Regions from separate parts of the Homo sapiens genome. Here region 1 is linked to region 2. A link is an interaction called in ENCODE POLR2A ChIA-PET data of the cell type or tissue named here. Cell type or tissue: CD4-positive, alpha-beta T cell. All regions are shown on one strand.

Evidence for each region. ChIA-PET counts read pairs that join two places held together with the same protein. Peaks named below come from ENCODE experiments on the same cell type or tissue, not always from the same donor. Only the 100,000 strongest peaks of a DNase experiment are listed, where the experiment ranks them.
Region 1: POLR2A ChIA-PET joins it to region 2 with 10 read pairs; 3 of 35 experiments call an interaction of 5 or more read pairs at or near these places.

The regions. Positions count from the first base shown.
Region 1 is chr1:154,859,801-154,862,300 of GRCh38, forward strand. All of the region lies in intron 1 of KCNN3 (potassium calcium-activated channel subfamily N member 3), which reads right to left. Among named protein-coding and RNA genes, the nearest start is that of KCNN3, 9.2 kb to the right of the region's middle. RefSeq lists enhancers at 1-603, 127-606, 433-727, 2,271-2,500. In CD4-positive, alpha-beta T cell, no CTCF peak of the experiment used is centred here; no DNase peak of the experiment used is centred here; H3K27me3 peaks cover 530 bases.
Region 2 is chr1:154,495,844-154,498,343 of GRCh38, forward strand. The region is part of intron 2 of SHE (Src homology 2 domain containing E); the gene reads right to left. Among named protein-coding and RNA genes, the nearest start is that of TDRD10, 5.1 kb to the right of the region's middle. In CD4-positive, alpha-beta T cell, no CTCF peak of the experiment used is centred here; no DNase peak of the experiment used is centred here; H3K27ac peaks cover 275 bases.

The DNA.
Region 1 (2,500 bases), 360 kb after region 2:
AGCTCAGTCCCTGCAAGGAGTGTCCTTTAAGCTGACTTTCCTGTTAATTTGACACTGAGCAGCACTCCTGTCCTTTAAGAAAAATGCCCAACAAGCTGACTCAAAAATAACAGATGCCAATTTGCATATTATTTCACACATCATTTGCATGCTGTTCATTTAGTATCATCAAGGCTCTGCTCAGAATACAACTCTGGTTACCCTGTGCCCAGGGCTTGTGAAACAGATATGGCTTCCACAAAGGGCAAGCCCTGGGCACGTCCCTCCCCTGCCCAGCTGCTCTTGCTGCCTGCCCCCTGGCACCTGGCTGGGAACGTCACCCACTGCCACAGCCCTGGTGCTCCAAGCAGGGTGAAGGGGCAGAAAGAATCTTTAGAATTCTAGGAAGCACCCTGACTCAAGTCTTGAAGGGGAAATTGTGTTCTCTTGACGACGCATCAGGCAAGCTGTGGCAATGCTTTTCTTCCCTGCTTCTGTCCCAGGTCAGCTTCCTAGTTCGGCTCTCCCTGTGGCCCTACTCTCTCAGCCTTTTTCTGCCTGGTCATCGTGTGTCCCCCTGACCTTCCTCCAGGCCTCTCAGCCTCTGGCCTGGCCCCACGGGTTTATTTTTGTTCTCTCTCCACCTGTCCGATTTGCATGTCCACACCCGGTTAGCTCTGCCCAGACCACAAATTGCTAACTGAGTGTAGAATAACAGGGCCCCATGGGGTAAGAAGGCTCCAGAAGTCCAGCCCAGGCCACCACTGCAGCCCTGCCCTCCGGAGAACAGCCCACTTCCTTTTTACTCACACAGATTCACCCAACAAGGTCTATCCAGAAACATGACTGGGGAGCTTGTCACGGACGGGAAGCCATTTGGCTCATGAGAAAAGGGGCATGTTCCACACGTGCTCTCCAGGCAGGGACACCTGCAGACAGTGGAGGGGTGACATGGGCGCATATGCCCCTCCTGTCTTGATGCTCCAGGTGGCATCTTCTAACCACCACTCTAATAAAGGCAACAGTTGCCAGCTGCTGAGACCCAGTGTGTGGCTGGCTCTGTGGTGGCTGCTGTGCTACAGCCAGTAGTTGTGATTCCCTCTTAACACTGAGGAAATAGGCTTTGGGTTCAGTAAGTTCCCAGAGCGCCCATCACTGGTGTGCCACCCAAGTTTTTTTTTTTTTTTTTTTTTGAGATGGAGTCTCACTCTGTTGCCCAGGCTGGAGTGCAGTGGCGCGATCTCGGCTCACTGCAACCTCCGCCTCCCGGGTTCAAGCGATTCTCCAGCCTCAGCCTCCCAAGGAGCTGGGATAACAGGCGTGAGCCACCAGGTCCGGCTAATTTTCTTATTTTTAGTAGAGATGAGGTTTCGCCATGTTGGCCAGGCTGGTCTCGAGCTCCTGACCTCAGGTGATCCACCCTCCTTGGCCTCTCAAAGTGCTGCGATTACAGGTATGAGCCACCGCGCCTGGCCCCAAGTCCTTAACTACCAAGCCTGGCCACCTCTAAAAGGAAGGATATCAGGTCTTCGGGGCCTGAGTGTGCAGAACTCTGCAGCCCTGGTGGTTACTGATGCTACCAAATATTCCATCCATCACTGTGCCCTCGCCCTGGGCCTGTGTTCACTGCCTGCCCAAAGCCTCTCCAGACGAGACAGTCTCCTCTTTCCTCCCTACATGCCCCTGTGTGCACCACACGGCAGCAACCTGAAGCTGCCCTCATGCCTGCTCTATTCCCTACACACTCTGCCCCCTCTCCCCGGGCTTCTCACACTCAGAATTGAGCCCCTGCCCGAGCCCCTCCCATCATGGCTTGTCTAGTCCTTCAGGGACCCCCCAACCTCCTACAGGGAATCCACCCAGCATCCCCAGTCTGAGTCACTGTCTCCTTCCTCAGTCCTCCCAAGCACCAACACCATAAACCACCGTCCGCCTGGGATGGATGCCATCTGGGTGCTGTCTGACACCCCTAAGAACAGGACTCTCCGGACTGTGGCTGCTCATCCTCGTGATGAAACATGATCTGGAATCAGATTGCGAAGCCTCGGCACAGGAAGGGAGTTCAGCTCCTGTTTTTAGGCCAGAGAAACGAGGCCCAGAGAGGGGAAGGGACTCGACAAAGATCACACAACAAGCTGGAAGCAAGAGGCAGAAGCACCTCCTGAGGGGCTCAAAGCAGAGACGGGCCTTTTCTCGGCACTCACTGCCCATGACAGAGCTCAACAGAGGCATGAGGCACAGACAGGGACGCAGGAAAATGGGACTCAAGAATGAAAAAGAAACTTCTAGAACCAGGAATGGAGAAGCCCTTCGAGGTCCCTCACTCAAATCCCCAGCAGAAGTTTGTGGTGGGGTTTGGAATAGGGAAATCAGAAGTGTACTGAGACCTGAGCTCTCATTCTAGAACCCTCTCTTTCCTGAGATGGGCACCTGGAGTGAGGCACTCAACCCTGGGAACCCCTGTGCAGCCGAGTTTTCTCATCCCTGAGATAGTTGGTCATCATGAGCCCTGGGCCAGCCA
Region 2 (2,500 bases):
CGGTAGAAAAAAGGCAATGCAAAGAATGGCAACACAGATTTAACCACTCCACAGTTCAACTGTGTTCATTAAAATCCTTTCCATCTTCAGAAATGCTGAAACAAGTAAAAAAAACTCTCATTTCTCAAGAAAGACGGGAAATTTCCGAACTTGGACTTGACAATCAGGTACACAAGGAGCAAACTGAATAAAAAAGTAAAAGGTTTAAAAAACAAAAAACAAAAGCCCAGCAGCAAATCTTTTATTTCTAGCTTCCGATAAACTCACTTCCTGTTATTCTGTCCAGCTTGTAACCTACGGGTAGAATAAGAGGTAGAGTCTCTACACTGATTGAGAAGGTGCTTTGTGATATATATTCTAAATGAAGAAACTTTAAAATCCACGAGTACAACTTTTTTAAAGTTAAGACCAAAGTATACTTAGATCACTAGTTTAGAAAGTTAGTAATTTGGATTTTTAATAAATTTGAATTTATTTGCCAACTGAATATATTAATTTTGTATTCCTAAATGAATTTATTTTCAGAAATTGTTTAAAACAGAGCATGGAACTTAATACACACTCAAATATTAAATGCTAGCGATTATTATTACATTTATTCCATGTTGGACAATTCTGACTTCTGAAGACAACATTCTTGGTTGAGTGGAAAGGTGCCTCACTTACGGGTGAAGTTTACAGTGGTTTTGCAAACGGCATTTCAAGTGTGTCCTGAACGCCATGTGGTGTCAGGGGCAGACCACTCAATGTGGAGTGGGAGATCCGGGTGCTAATTCCTGCTCTGTCTCTTAAAATGTCTCCTTAACACAGGCAAGCCCCAATCCCTTTGATCTTGTTTTTTGTCACCCTGTCACAAGGGGGACAGCATTGTAGTCCCCTAGCTTATAGAGCTCTTGTGGGAATTACATGAAAAAAAAAACAAAAAAACCCCCCAAAATTATATTCATTTTTATAAAATCACAGCACATTTCCTCTTATCAGTGCAGCTCTCCAAATAAACAGATGTATGGTATAAACTACCTACTTCAGTTAAAGAGAAAGATAAGAATAAAAACCCAAGGACAAAGAAAGGTGAATCACAATTAAGCATAAAACTTTTTTTTTTAAGAAAATCCTTTTCCTCAATTTTATGTAAAAGTAAATTCTTTTCCCTATTCCTTTCAAGGCTCTGATGTTTTTTAAAACTCTGACAGTTCATTTTCACTTCCTTTCATTCACAGATTTCATTAGGGGTCACAGTCCAGTGACCTTCAGGGTCACAGCCTGGCCAGGGTACACCCTCCCCACACGGAGGGCCTTATCTCTGTAAGCAGAGAAGCAGGAAGCGGAGCCAGGCTTTCCTGTTCCAGCTCGTTTTCATTCTGAAGACTGTCTTGGCCCTTCCAGTGTGCTGCTGCTACTCTCTGCTCAACTCTTCTGAGACTATACTTAGAGAACCTGAGCTTGACAGCTCTTCAATCTGTTCTAAACAGAAGAGACAAAGTCTTTCATGTGGGACCAGTTACTCTTCCCAGGCATGAAACCCACAAGAGTCAAATAAGGCTCCCTTGAGTCAGCATTCAGCAATTACATTTCTCATTATGGATGGAAGACTGTTTAAGGAAAACTAGGTGAAGACATAAAGTTCACAAATAAATCTATATTATTTTTATTTAAGTATCATTTACATCAACTTAAGAGAATTATGACTAAAAGGGAAAAGTTTGACACTAAGAATGACAGAGTGACTGCTTAGCTCACAAACTGGAATTGTTCTGACTTGAAAAGTTACAAGATTAGTCTTTGGTTTTAGGTGGTTGCCTTGAATGGCTTGGTTTACACAGCAATGATTTTTTTTTCTTTTCTTTTTTTTTTGAGACAGAGTTTCCCTCTTGTTGGCCAGGCTGGAGTGCAATGGCACGATCTTGGCTCACCACAACCTCTGCCTCCCGAGTTCAAGTGATTCTCCTGCCTCAGCCTCCTGAGCATCTGGAATTACAGGCATGCACCACCATGCCCGGCTAATTTTTTATATTTTTAGTAGAGACAGGGGTTTCTCCACGTTGGTCAGGCTGATCTCGAACTCCCGACCTCAGGTGATCGGCCCACCTCGGCCTCTCAAAGTGCTGGGATTACAGGTGTGAGCCACCACACCCAGCCAGCAGTAATTTATAATTACTGCTTAGTAATTAAATTCTTGGCTCCAATATTGTAGAACTTGTTGAGAAAGTCTTCTACTACAAAATACAGAATCACATCATGTTTGCAGTTTTTGTTTGTTTTTTTTGAGACGGAGTTCCACTCTTGTTGCCCAGGCTGGAGTGCAATGGCTCAATCTTGGCTCACTGCAACCTCTGCCTCCCAGGTTCAAGCAATTCTCCTACCTCAGCCTCCCAAGTAGCTGGGATTACAGGCATGCGCCACCATGCCTGGCTAATTTTGTATTTTTTTTTAGTAGAGACAGGGTTTCTCCATGTTGGTCAGGCTGGTCTTGAACTCCTGACCTCAGGTGATCCGCCCA